2 separate regions of the Homo sapiens genome follow, and region 1 is linked to region 2. Evidence: read pairs that join two places in POLR2A ChIA-PET (ENCODE). Cell type or tissue: Panc1. All regions are shown on one strand. Each heading gives the region's core, and the rest is flanking DNA. Links, peaks and the distances in the headings are about the cores only.

Evidence for each region. Peaks named below come from ENCODE experiments on the same cell type or tissue, not always from the same donor. Only the 100,000 strongest peaks of a DNase experiment are listed, where the experiment ranks them.
Region 1: POLR2A ChIA-PET joins it to region 2 with 6 read pairs; 3 of 35 experiments call an interaction of 5 or more read pairs at or near these places.

The regions. Positions count from the first base shown.
Region 1 is chr9:16,646,959-16,654,628 of GRCh38, forward strand. All of the region lies in intron 3 of BNC2 (basonuclin zinc finger protein 2), which reads right to left. Among named protein-coding and RNA genes, the nearest start is that of BNC2-AS1, 76 kb to the right of the region's middle. RefSeq lists an enhancer at 6,316-6,816. In Panc1, for the core only: no CTCF peak of the experiment used is centred there; no DNase peak of the experiment used is centred there; H3K4me3 peaks cover 764 bases; H3K27ac peaks cover 2,984 bases.
Region 2 is chr9:16,579,325-16,586,994 of GRCh38, forward strand. BNC2 (basonuclin zinc finger protein 2) reads right to left here. Exons shown (of 7, transcript NM_017637.6): 4 at 3,659-3,761. Among named protein-coding and RNA genes, the nearest start is that of BNC2-AS1, 140 kb to the right of the region's middle. In Panc1, for the core only: no CTCF peak of the experiment used is centred there; no DNase peak of the experiment used is centred there.

The sequences.
Region 1 (7,670 bases), core at 1,528-6,527, 68 kb after region 2:
TCAGTTTAGTAGACCATGCCCACCCATGAGCAGACATGAGAGAGCAAGTTAAAAGTATTACATGTGGGGGAAAGGGGTGTCGGAAGACAAAGAGGAGAATGATGGTTGATTTTATTTAAATGCAACCTGGTTGTAGATGATATTTCCCATGTACACTCATATTCCTCAAGCAAACATCTACATATGGTTGTGTTTTCCTGATGTCTATCAGCCCTTCTTTGTTGAGATTTGGGCACAGCACATGTTCCAATTAACTCCACTCTTTGTTGCAACTTGCTGACTCGGGTGTCCCTTGCCAAAAAGGGGTAGGTGGTAGGTTACATAACAAGGATTGGGGTGGAATCTTATGTCAAGTCTGCACAGAGAATTGGCGGAATGTGTGTGGTACGGGTGGGGGCCGGTAGAAGGTAGAAAGAAAAAGGGAGACCACAGGAAGAATAACATCCTTAGACAGACTTTGACAGAGGCCGACCTGGTTAGCTATGTGGCTCAGGGAAAGGAGGTCAAAGGGTAGCCAAATGGAAGATAATGAATGGTCAATGCATAGAATGCAGAGAGAGTTTTTCTATTACACAATCATTTTTCCCCTAGGGTGACGCTTCTGGGAAAAGTGTAAGATGACAATGACTTTATGAAGAAGCTTGATCCAAGTGCAACCATGATGAGATTTTTGAGAATGAGGGAGAGAGAGGGTTTATCAGGTTAAAGGATAAAGTAGCCTTCAACAGAATTTTTCAAGTAAAATATAAGAGATTCATCAATATGTGTATTCCCATCAATTTAGTAAGTACAATACTGCTCACTAGAAAATAAATATTAAATATGATCCTCTTAGGCAGGTTTAATAAAGGTATCTTATACATTTAGATCAATATGCTATTCCAGTTCACTTGTGGATTAGCTAGTCTATTCCACTGCCATGAACTATATTTCTAATCTTATTCAACCATCTCCCAATTTTGAAAAATTTTATACATTAACAAAAATGAATTCCCACCACCAGAAAAAATTAAGTGACAGAAACTAAATACTAAAAGGCAATCACTGTAAAGTATCTCTGAGACTGGTCCCTTTGAAGACAAAATTACAGAGAGTCACCAATGTACGCAATAAAATATGTGTGTGTGTGTGTTTAAAAAAAGACATATGAAGTTTCTCAGCACTAAGCAACAAACATGGGCAAACATAAAAATTATTCACTAGAGAGATAAATGCTCTGCTGCTAATGTGAAGATTTCCTAGATGAGGCAGATGCTATGAAAAACGAAAACTGCTCCACTACTGGAATTATCATCACAGTTACTACTGCCATACACTTGGCTGTTTTTAACTAAAACTATATGGTTCAGAGATTCTTTGGGTTTCTATTTAAGACAGTAGAACATCAGGACACCAAGCTCTGAGGAGAAATGACAGAGGGCTAAATAAGGACTGCATGGTGATAGCAGTGATTGAGAACACATCCAGGTTCTATTAGCCAAGTCAAGAGAGATGTGTGTAATGCTGGAAAGCAGCTTAAAAACACAATTCTGAACATGGAATTCCTTTGGCTTCCTCGAAGACTAAGGACCTGGGAGAGGTGTCACAAGACAAACACTATTCACTGTGCCGAATGCAAAGTAATGAGGACAGAACTTATCATGACATGTTTAATAACATAATTTTGCTAAGGCGAACTAAGGGGTGGTTAATGAGGCTCCATCAAATAAGTTATGGAAATTGTGTCACCTGCAAACCACAAACTATCACATTAGTTAAGAGAAACATTTGACAAGCAGTTTCCAGTCTCTTGACCAATTCCACATTAGACAATCTTGCAAATGACATAATTAACACAGCTTACTTAACTCATCTCCATTTGCAATTCATTAGGAATAGTTTTTTAGCAGAATTATGCCCTCTAAAGGTGACCATGCACATAAGGGCAGTGAACAAGTATGAGGTACTCAAACTATGATAAAAATATAGTTTGAGTCAATCACTTTGAGTTAAAACCAATGATATCTTTATGTGCTAAAATAGCATAACGACTTAGTCGCCTTAGACTCTGTATGAAAGACAAAAACATAGAAGAAGTGTATCTTTGATATGTAAGTGTGTGAATGCATATATCATCCCATGCTTTGTACACTACTGGGATATCAAATGATTTCTACAAAAATCTGTGCGCACATCAAGTGAAAGAGAATGAGCCTGACTAACACAGAATTTCCAAAGGTCTTCCAGGACGGACTCACGGGCCCCAGCACACCCACTGCATCTTGGAGTTGCAAAGCAGTGTGTGCTATCCACCTGAACCACCCAGTGTTTTGAGAGGCCAGTGGTCTGCAGCTGACCAATTCTTTAAGAACCATTAGTTTTGAACAAGACTTTCCCAGAGTCCTTGAGAAGAGAAGACCTGGAAGACTGCTTTCTCAGACCCTTATAAATCACAAGGGAGAATCAAGTCCACTGGCGACAGATCTTTCTTTCCATAAGCCTAATGCTTTTCTTATGAACTATCACTAAACTCAGAGGAAAAGTAGGAGCACTGGTGCACAAGAGCTTACAATTAGAGACAGAAAAGGGAAGTATGGGAGAGGGAAAAGCATATTCTGTCTTCCTTTGTTTTGTGTTGTTTAGGGATTAAAAAACCATCAGTGACTACAAGCTTGAAAAGCCACTTCTACAGGCCTCTGTTTCTTTTAATCTTAAAATCTTATTTTATGTTCAAGTGGCACAATCTATAAGAGAAAGGCATCTATTTCTGATGTATAAATTATGAATTAGCCAAAATTTTGTTCCAGATGATACGTCAATAAACTTCATTTGTTTGAGAGGCCAATGCTATAGAATCATAAATAATATAGCACAAACTTTGGCTCAGCCTATACTAACATGCCAAGATCATTCGCTCAGTAGTAAACTTCAGAGGTACCCCAAAGAACAGAGCTATGGAGACACAGAGGCCTTCATAAATCTTCTGTAATCTTGCATTTTCAAAGTGTGGGCTAGGGGAACATTAAATTCTCACCCACAGTTTCCAAAATGGAGACACCGAAGAGGTTCATCCAATCTGATAAGCTTAGACCTGCAGTCAGCACTCAACCCTGGGTGCATGGCAGAGGAAGGCAAAGACCAAGAAAGCAAAAATGGAGATAAATGCACAGTTGGTTTCAAAAGGACTCTGCCCTGAATACGGAATATTAAAGGCATAATGTCATTCACAAGACACAGGAACTCTTTAAAATTCAAAACAATATTGACTGTCTGCAGGTATTCTTAAACGGAATTTTACTTGTCGACCATTTTTAATAAGGAACAGAGGGCATAAATAGGACCATTCCATTTAAATTAGATGTATTTTTAAATTGAAAGTGCATTGTGTCTCAGTGTAGGCAGGACTGAGCTCAACTGGTTAGGGCATCACTGATGTGTTCATGCCTTAGTGGTAAAATATTCTGTTTTTACCTATTCTTTAAAGAAAATTAAAGCCTTTTCAGTTCTTCATTCTTCCCTGTACACTCAAGGTAATTCCCGTCTGACATATGAATAACAGAGTCCACCAAACTGCCTGGCTGTTTTCACAGTAGAAAAGATTATTTCAAAATTTTTTTTTATTTTTTTTACACAGTAGACTAATTACTCACTGATTTGTGTTTATAAATAATGGCATTTCAGACCAAAGTCTGACTTCTATAAATATGTAATACAGCTTTAACTGGATTATATATAGGTAAATGTAGTATTATGCAGTATAGCATAATCAATTGCATTCAGAAAAGGGAAATATCTTATAGAAGCTTCTAGCTCAAAATATATTGCAGCTTCCAGGTAGCAAAAAAATTATTCACAAAGCTATGCCTTTTCCAATCCTAAGTGTCGCCTACTTTCCAAACTTTTAGAAAATTATAGGTCCACAAAGTTATGTTTGTGTAAGTTTTGTAAATATTGACATGTGCTATACGTAATGCAAAATATTTTTCACTTCTAAAAATTAATTTTATCTTGCTTTTCTTTCTAGTCAGATAACTCTTTAAAAACAACCATTTCTATATGCCTCGGTTTCCTCACCAGAAAGGATAGTAACTGTTTACCCTAAGATGCCACCCACTCATCCTATTCCACAGGGATATTTTAAGGATTAATGAAAAAATAAAGGTAAAGTGTTGTAAGCTATGCAAAAAAGAAGGCTTGAATACAGAAACAATGGTCATCTTAAGCTATACTTTCAAAAGAGACCGTTACGATGTTGTAACTATATCTACCTGTTCCTTTTCCAAGCTATCAGGTAGATATTACATCATGTATATTTCAAAATGAGAATCTGTTTATTCAATTGATGACTTCAATCAGTAAAAGAAAAACAAGTAACTTAAAAAGCCTATCATCTTAACCTTAGATTTCAGCTATAAGCAAAATCAGACCCACTTTACATTTCCCTTTATTACTCTGACAGATTCTAAATGCATCTTTACTTTACTATTACTTCAAATGATTCATATTACAAGATTTTGTCACAGAACTGGGGAAAACAATACAGGGTTTGGGTTTCTTACCCTCCACCAGTCACTTGTCCTAGAAGCTAAACAAAACTCCCAGCTCTGGCTGATCATGGCTGGGAGCTCATTAGGCTGTTCCTCACGTTAAATTACTGAAAAGGGTGATGTATTTATAATACAGCTTGCGATGCTATAAAATGGCTCATCAATCTGTTTTATTCATGGAAAGTCCACATAAGGCCACTAGTCTGTTACTGGCAATAAACCTTGGGTGCGTCTTCAAAAGACCTGCATATGAGATAGTGATTTATGTCTCTGTCCAAGAAATCAAACATGATACTAACAAGGCAAGGGATAACTCAACTGACACTTTCAAAAGCAATATAATTTCAGTAGTAAATCAAGTGACTATAACATATACGGAGAAGAGAGAAAGACGATTAGCATGTATATATTAAAATAAAAAATAGAGTGTTAAGAAATACCAATCCTGAGTGTTCAGATCTTAAACCATTCCTAATCTATTCTATGCATTATTTTTCTTAGATGGTATTTCTTACACAGCATATGTGTTCCTCAGCTCCCATTTTATAAGTGGAATATCCTTTTGTAAAGACATTGATATATCCTAAATAGTTTGCTTATTTTGTTAATACCCAAAGGCAGACTTGTTCAGCTGTTTCTAACCTCAAAATGTAAATCTGTTTTGGATGAGACATAAAGACCCAACAAAGAGAAACAAGAAATATTTAGAATCAACATAAGAAACCAAAATAATTAATTGAGTCATTGTTTTCAGATAATAGCACTTTTATTAGAATTTTTTTTCTCTCAGGAGTCTGCAAAACTCAATACTACACAGAGATCTCATACTATAAAAACAAGTAAAAACTAACTATAAAACAAATGTTTTTTTTTAACCATTGGGTTTTCTTTTAGGTTGCCAAACCAGTCACTTAAACAAATAGGATGAATGTGAAAATGGAGATGTAGAAAATAATGGGGCTTTTCACGAAAGTGAATGCCTTACTTGTTATTTTTATCTTCAGTGGTCTACTTTTTGAAAAATTCACTTTAATAAAAGATTTAAAGTGAATTATACAAATGTAATATAGTATTACACACATTGAACCTGTCTGCATTATTTTACTTGAAAAAGAGAAACCTCGTTTTTAAAGGAGAGGTTTTTACACCCTAAGTGCACATGATATCATCACTTTTCTTCCCCATCAGTGTGCCTCATATTTTCCTTCGGGCAAATCTGAAATCTACTGGAGTTTTTCCTCATGGACAGCTCAATCTTATGGACAGAAGTTGTGCATGCAACAACATTCCTAAAAGTGAAAGGGAGAAAGGCATCCTCCCTGTTATTGTTAGTCAAAATAAAACACTCAGCTTCAGCAAAGAGTAACTGAAACACCTTCTACTTGGAGGCAAGCATTTCTGGCAAACCGAAGTCTTGACACACCAAGCCCAACAGGAGATAGGGTATACTTCCTCAAGGGCACCCTGTGGGCCCTACTCCCTAATGGTTTACGGGATCAAGTTTTGAACTCTTGATTTCAAAATGTTGGCGGTTATATGTTTCTATTTATATTAGATGATCTCCAAATTACAAACTAGTATTTTTAGTTTAAAATTACCTGATTTTCAGAATAAATGAATTTTTTAAATGCTGCAAAATGACTTAAGAGTACAGTGAATTTTAAGACTATAAAGAGACCTGCAGATTCATATGGACAAATGGGTCTGTGTAGTTTTACTGTTAAACAACTTTTAAAATAACTGCAGATCAATTAAGTGTGACAGTTGATTACTCTTCCCCATCTCACCAAAGCTTTTGAAATAGAGAAGAGGGGAAACACACGCACTCACAAATGTAAGTGCCCACACACAGAAATCTCCCCTTCGATATGTACAAACAGAAAATAAACTATCTCCTCTTGCCGCCTTAAATACAAAATGCACACATATACACCATTGCCCAGACATCCTTCAGTTTATCTCACGGACAAATGAAATAAAAAGGGCTTCTTTTTGTGTGTTTTAAGACACACACAAAAAAGCACACACGCTCCCTCCAAGAATCCTGCCTCCAATTTTCTGTCACAAGGAGCACTCTGGGGGCCTGGCGGGGGAAGTGTTTGGGAAACAGAAGGAGCCGTTTCAGCAGGCATCGGTTTCTCTCTGTGCCTGTGAAGTGGACATTGGCATATCTTGCCTAGGCTGCTCCTGTGGGGTTCATCTGGTCGGCAGGGTGGGGAATAGTTGTCTGCACCATACCAAGGTCAGCCTGCTAGGTCTGACAGTCTCTGTCTCTGTACAAAGAAAAGAATCAATACTTTTGGACTACGGCTGTGCCCTCAGTGTAAAACAACAAACATGCAGCGTCTGACATGTTTCTAGGTGATTTGTGGCAGAACCTCTTGTCTGATCTGTATCCAGGAGCTGCTGTGTTACTGCTCTTTGCTTTTCGCCTCCCCCACTCCTTCCTCGGCCCCCCTCCTGCCTGCCCCAGCTCTGTGATGTCTAATACTTTACTCAGGTACAGAGGCGGGTGTTCTACCCTACAGCTACTTGTCACTCAATAAATCACACCTACAAGCGCAGTCTGCACAGAGTGATCTGGGCTTTAACAAAGGATCAGAGGGACAAAGTGCAGGCAAGATGCTGTAATTATAGCAAAAATAAAACATTCAGAGAGAGGGACAAAAGCACAGGCTCTTAGGCAACTACAGTAGAAATTGTATTTTTTGTCCTCTCTTTTGGTTTCACTCTCTTAATGCACTCCTCCCATCTTTCCTCTGCCGAACCCCAACACCATTTATTTTTGTTGTTCTTGCTCATTTTCATTCTAACTAGAGTTCAGGGCATAACATAAGCATTATTAAAGAGTCCATTAAAATAAACAATGCTCATCTCAGATGTTAAAATGTACGTAAGTTGTGCTAATGAAAGAGAGGCACTTTTAATAATTACCTTTACTATCTTCAGTTTATATCCTTATCTAAAATATTTGCGCATGCAGGTCCCAAATCCTCCTGAAACAGACCAAAACATAACAACAGTACCAAAAGACAGCTATTAATTATGACTTGAACTTAATTATTTGAACAGCCATTAAACAATTTAACTTACACAAAAACACACTTGTTTTGTCTGAGTTAATTTGTGTAGATATACTTCTTC
Region 2 (7,670 bases), core at 1,183-6,182:
CAGATTGGAATGTGGTGGCATGATCTCAGCTCACTGCAGCCTTGACCTCTTAGGCTCAATCAAACCTCCCACCCCAGCCTTCAAAGTAGTTGGGACCGAGAGCACACGCAAACACACCGGACTAATTTTTGTACTTTTTGTAGAGACAAGATTTTGCCATGTTGCCCAGGTTGGTCTTGAACTCCTGGGCTCAAGCGATCCACCTGTCTCAACCTCGCAAAGTGCTGGGAATACAGGCTGTCAGACACACCACACCCAGCTTTTAATTTTTTAGAAACACATTTCTAAAGATTTTTGTAAAGTAGTTAACGTCAACAACTTACGCAGCTTTAGTAAGCAATCTGTAAGTCAACAGAGAGAATGTGCGTGTGTTTCTGTGTGTGTACATATACAGAGACACACATATGTGCATATATATGGTAGATAATGACCCATGAAATCCAACATCTTAGGAATGAACTGAAAATGCTGTTAACAAGGATAATTTATTCAAGAAAGGAGGTCAACAAATTTCTAAAAATCTGTTTTAGAGAGAATACATGATTTTGGCATTTGGTTATTTTTTAGCAGCAGATATTAAAAATTTTTTTATTGACATAATGACAGGTAGAATGCATTCAGTGCTACCATGAAACCATTCTGGGCAATGTATCTTGGTAGTTTTGTTGCTGTTCCATGCATTTCAGAGGAAAATTACACACTAGAAAACCCAAGTCACTTCCTCATTGCCCCACACCCAGGACACTGCACAGTATAAGGCAGCCGGAAAGAATGCTGTGTTTCACCTCTGAGCAGAAGTCATTGGAGACACGATTTCAGGGTTTCTGTGCAGAGAGAGGGAATGAAGCAATTAGTTGTAATGCTAGGGGCAAAAAGAGTGGGTGCTGTCATCCCACTGCCAACTCCAAGGCTAGAGGCCAACCCCTCACTGCTGTATTTGGCCTCATGAATGGGGAGAGTGTGGGATTCACATGCTTGGGTGTATGCATTTTGAGCTGTATACAGATATCTCCCTGTTGTGGGAAAAAAGAGGTCAAGGTGATAATTGTAAAGGAAAGAATTAGAATACATTTTGCTAAGGTCTGAGAAACACCAAAATTAATATCCTAGAAACATAGAATTTTTAATGGTACAGTAGAAAAAGCACAGTCTGGTGTAACAAAAACATCTTATTCAAGTTGGGTGAAAAATGACATTCTTCAGAAAGTCCTCGAAACAATCACTGGCCAGGAATAATTTATGTTGTTCAAGAAGGAAAAAACATTGCTTTTTCCTTTACATTACTAATGTAATATGCACATGGACATTAAATAGATAAAACAAACTGGTGACACAGTTAACTTTTATACTCCAAGGCTACCATAGTAGATAGATAATGATAATACAAGATGGCTTTGGCAAAAATGAGAGCGAATAAATGAAACGCCTTTGTTCAACGACTGGCCTCCCCTTTAGTGCTCATCTACTGTCCATTTTACTTTTAATATGTATTAGTTAGAAAGGCTTCATATATTTTCTCTTTAATTTTCATAATAAGACTGTAAAGTAGGAACTATTAATCCTATTTTACAGGCAAGAAAACTGAAGTCCAGCAATATTAACATGTCATGAGGTGACAGAGCCAGGATTTGACCTCAGAACAGTCTACAACCAAACTGCCTCCAATATTCATATGGTTCTGATGAGTTTAGGATATAAGCTCTGTACCTATTACCCAGCAAAACCAATACTTCTTCAGAGAAAAAAAGGATATTTGGGAACTGTTATGGGCTTGTGTTCTCCCAAAATTACTATGTTGAAGTCATAACCCCTACTACCTCAGAATGTGACTATATTTGAATATAGGGTATTTAAAGAGGTGATTAAGTTAAAATGAGGCCCTTAGGGTGGGCCCTAATCCAATCTGACTGGTGTCCTTATTAGAGGAAATCTGGATGCACAAGAAGACACCAGTGCTGGGCACAGTGGCTCACACCTATAATCCCAGCACTCTGGGAGGCCGAGGCTGGCAGATCATGAGGTCGGGAGTTCGAGACCAGCCTGGCCAACCTGGTGAAAACCCGTCTCTACTAAAAATACAAAAATTAGCTGGGTGTGGTGGCGCATGCCTGTAATCCCAGCTACTCAGAAGGCTGAGGAAGGAGAACCGCTTGAACCCGGGAGTTGGAGGTTGCAGACACCAGGGCATGCTCCCACAGAGGAGAGACCATGTAAAGGTGACCATCTACAAATGAGGAGGAGAAGCCTCAGAATGAAACCAACCCTGCCAACACTTTGATCTTGGAATTCTAGCCTCCAGAGCTTTGAGGATATAAATTTCTGCTCTCTAAGCCACCCAGCCTGTGGCATTTTGTTATGGCAGCCCTAGCAAACTAATATATGAAGAGAGACGAAATCATTGAATGTAGTAACATAAAGAGACTGCAGAAGTAAATGCAGCTCATCTGTTGTTCAAGACTGGACTGAGACCTGTTGCTGATTTGGGCCTTGTTAATAAAGCAGGAAAGCGCTCTATCCCTGTGGGCATGAAGGACTGCAGGATTGTGGCTGCATGGTGGAAACATACCCCTTCCCGGGTATTCCTCTCAGAGTACTCTCTCTCACAGAAACATGGCTGAAATGTCCCCGCAACTCCATCACACACGCCCTCACAAGCAAGGTACATGATAAATTAAAAGCATTTCGAGGCATGGCCCAGTGTTGTTACCTCAGATGTTGCTAGAATAACATGACATTTATAAAAATACAACCCACTGGATGTTTGGCACTGCTTGGGAATGAAGAATATGTCCACTTAAGAGGCAATACCCGGGGCTGTCAAAAAATCTCAAGCCAGGATTTCTTTTTATAAACATTACCTATCTTTTTAAATTCTACAGTCTGGGAGGTGGAAAAAAAAACGTCTGCTTATTTCCAAGTCTCCTTTTACTTAAACAGAATAAACATAAACCATACACAGGAATATGCTGAACGCTCGGTCAGGGCACACTGACAGAACGGCTCTGTGCACCTGGCAAAAACCCTCAACACTCATATCCTTCGCGTGGGGTCTCCCCACCCCAGCACACACCTACACAGAGCTCACACTCTACCTACGTCGACCACCTCCAATCCCCATGCACACTGAAAGGGAGTATTTACAGGTTATATTTTCAGATACCAGCCAAATAATGTTCCCGTTCACTCTCTCGTCCACCTGAGACCATACAACATTTAACATCTAGAAGGATAAGCTCAGCCCCGAGCACATACGACAAGGGTGAGCAGTCATCGAGGAGTTCTCAAGCAAGGAGGATTTGCCAGCTTCCCTCTGAGGTCCAGGCCCTGAAAGGCCAACTGTGGTATGTTTGAGTTTCCATCAGGCCTGGTGCTTGCTGGCTGCGCCCATGCTCAGTAAGAACTTCACAGCCCAACTGTCCTATAAACATCTTGGCCTTCTGCTGAGAGCTGCTCGCCTAGCTCCTTGGAGCTGAGAATATGCTGTTTTAGAGCCGCAGGCTGAATCTTAACTAACACTTGGAGCACAGCTGACCTCTCTCTTCTCCAGGCCAGTGACTCCTCTAAACAGACACACACACACACACACACACACACACACACACACACACACGAACATGAACATAATAAGAACGGGAAGAAAAGCCCAGATTTTCCTCACCATGTGCCACCCAGCCATGTTTACACTGATCACAAGTCCTCAGGTTAATCTTCCCTGGCTGAAAACATTCACATGTGCAGTTTACCAGTGTGCAACGGATGGCCTGAAAAATAAAGGAGGAAAAAAAGGTCAGCATCTGTTCAAAGATACTATACTCTTTTCACCATTTCAATAAATATTGCCCACTTCTATTTTTAAAGATTTTATGATGGTAGGGGCCTGGAGAGTTTTAAAAATAAATTTAGATATCACCAAAATCTCTTATTAAAAAAGGTAAAGAAAACAAAAGCTCATTCACTAATACAATGTTTTAGGTCATTCACAGTAACCTTTAAATTACAAACTTAGAATAAAAATAAAGGATTACATATTCGATAAGATACCGGATTTACGACATCACAAATCCAAAAAAGAAAAAAGTATATTGCTGCTAATATATATTTCCACTTAAATTTCTCTACTTGTCAATAAAGCAAAAAATACACTGTAACAAAATAATATTCAAGTGAAATGTTTGTGAAAGTAAAATATGGCACACAAATATTATTATTAGAATATTACTTTTCTTCTGCTGAATTTCAATTAAATGTTGTGCTAAACTCTCAAATATATTTTAAAGACACTCCTGTGCTCAATAAGACCTAACATATTTCTATTATTATTTAATCACATCCCAATTCCTTGAATATTTTTTATTCTATTTTCGTTCCTGTTTTGAAAAATAAAAAACAATCCTCCTCTTATTTCAACAGTGACATAAGAAAGAAAATAAGTTTAAATTTTGGTTTCAGATCAGACATGGAACAGAAAAAATCATTTATGTGAATATTTTATATCTGGAACAGTACACCTGTATTGCAGAAAACTGAAAAACACACTTAAAAATCTTTCATTTCCTTATAACCACTTTAAAAAACCATCTCACCAGTTAATATTATAAAATGAATCCATAGAAAATTAGCATAAATGGAGTGTAACTTTTTATGAATAAAAACCTATGTTTAAGAATAGTGCTAAAGCTGACCTAAGCTCCCGGACTACAGTTAATAAATTTATCTCATACAGTTAATTCTAATTTGCATAGAAATTCTGAAGACAGAAGGGATTTAGTCTGATCATTCGCAGATTAACAATCTACTGTAACTACTTGAACTGCCAGGAAAAGATCTCTCTGCAGATTTAGATGCAATCAATGATTACTGATTCTGGGGTGGAGGGGTGGGCATGGGGATACCTGAAACTGCAGCTCTGTGCCTGAAAGCCATGCTCACTCACACAGCTCCAGATGCTCATATTTCTGGAACCATTAGGATTTTTATAGAAACTGTCTCATTTGTAACAGGCAGTATTTTGGATATTGTTAACATGACTGGGACAAATTCCATTCACAGAGAATAAGACTGAGCAGGCTTTTACCATTCCCTATGCTTTAGATCAGGCAAGTGTAAAATATTTCTCTTCCATTAATTAATATTAAATCTATGGATCCCTATTGGTTTCAGATGTTGGAGTCCTCACTGTAGACTCCATTCATACTTCACCCCCATCTTTAATTTGTGCTTCAATTTAGCACTAGGGAAATATTTAATTGTATAATCTCCCTGATATTTCAGGATCTCTCTTCCAAACATGGTCCAATTGTAGCTAGGTTGTAAACTTTGTTGTATATAGAAGTGATTAATTTGTAGACTATAAGGAGAAACGTTTCTTCCAGAAGTTCTTAAATTTCAATAATTTGTTAACTGAGAAATATATCAGAACATCCCAAGTCAGAAATAGTTTATTTAAATAACATGTTCATTAGTTAATGAACTCAAAACTTGATTGTACTGTGACCAAAATAAAAAGAGCTTAGAGGACAGCATTTCCACTAAAAACAAGAACTTTACAAATTATCTAATTATAAATTCAGATACGGGAACTATGTTGACATTAAAACATTCATATAATTTGAAGTGCAATAATAAAAGCTTTCATAAATGCTTTAAAAAAAATAGCTCTGCTTTACCGAAATCAAGGGAGGGCCAATAAAATGAGATGGTATTTCAAGGACAGTTAATATAAACTCCAGCACAAAAGACACAAATATTTAAATCATTAATTTGATAATATTTAATTATTTTATAAAAATATCCTAATTTTGTATTGTCTTTAAAGCACACTTTCATCAACTTTAATTACAGCCATATTTAAGACGAGAACAAATTAACAGACTGTGGATTTGATTTATTTTTATGTGTATTTATTTTTTTTACTGGTTGAATCATTCATTCACTTACTCTGAACAAGTTTATGATTCAAATATTTTGTCTTCCTAAATAACTTTACACATTTGGTACATTCGGGAATTCAACTTTTTAGATCATTATTCCTTTTTATGAATTCTATTCTTTTTGTACCTAAACATGCAAACACTGGAACACCTCAACTCCTTTTGTATATAAACACTTAAGCACTAGAATATCCATTTTGTATATCTATGAATTCCAGAAGGTCTATTTGTTTTAAATTCAGATTTATATAGACTACAATTTTCCCTTAAGAGAATTATATATATTTAAACAATATGGTCTAAATAAATATTTTGAGTAAGAGACTATTGCCGCTTCAAAGGAAGTTTTATTCTAAATAACATTTTTGAAACAGCATAAAACTTTGACATACTATTTATTCACAACAAAATAGAACCAACGTGATCACTGGCCAACTCACCCACACGCAAATAACATAAGTTATCATAAAACTATCAAAACCAGTTAAGCCTCAAAAATGTACATGCATTACAAGGAGACAGTTGGGAAGAGTCGAAATGAATATGCTTTCATTCTTGTGAGCATGTTCACAGCTGCCTCCATTCAGCTCATGTCTGAGTGCCTCCAACCCTCTTCTGGGCACTCGGGACAAGACCAAGCTGTTATATTCTGTGAACTACACACTTTGAAAATGCAGGTATGCAGAAAGGAGCAGAGAGTTCAGTCAGAGTGTTCCCACCTATCTATGCAGAGATTAGTATTCAGGTCTGGGTAAAGCAGGCCTCCAGGACCCAGCCTAACAAGGGTGCCAGGGTGCCTTGTAATTCTTTCCTCAATTTCCATTATTGGAAACTGTCTGCTCTTTTCTTTATACCTGCATTTTCAAAGTTTGTCGTTCACAGAATGTACCACATACAGCTTGGTCTTGTTCCGAGTGCCCAGAAGAGGGTTGGAGGCTCTCAGACATGAGCTGAATGGAGGCAGCAGTGAAGATGATCAGCATATCCCAACTCCCCAAGAACAACCATAACAACAACCATACATTTTCTTAAGTCTGCACCTTATTGAAAGTAATTATTCCTTCTGCTTACCTTTACCATTGACTTCTTGAAAGAGAAATCCATGCACCCAGCAACCAGTGCTCCCACTTCCTCACCACCACCTACATTTTAACTCTACAATCCAGATTCTGCCCCACACGTGCCTGAAACTGTCTCTCTGAGAGGCAATGTTCTCATCCCATCTGGTCCTTTTTTCTAGTCTCCTTGTCCTCCCAGACTGTGATGCAGCTTGCTGCACTAACTCTCCTTCATTCCTGGGCTGTAGAGACTGACTATCCTAGTTTTTCTGGCATCAACTGCTCTCTCCTCTCTCTCTCTCTCTCTCCACTGTAAATAAATACAGGTGTTTCCCATGGCCAAGCTCTTCATTCTTTAATTTGGCAACTTCACGCCCTCCTACAGCTTCAAATATCACCACTAAGCAAAAACCGTCACTGTGGAGCCAGGCACTGCCTCTTAAGTGGTGGGAAGTGGATGGCAGTGTCCCTGTGATCAAGGACTTGATAGTTTGGGGTTTGGGGGCAGTGAGTTTAGAGGAGAGACCCTAACTAAGAACATAAATGAAACCCTTACACAGATTGGAGGACTATCTCCTATGCATTATTCCTCCTCTACCAAACCTCAGGATTTTAATTTATTTATTTACAATAGTAAATTATTACCTGTTATAATAATAGCTAGATGTATTGAATATCTTCC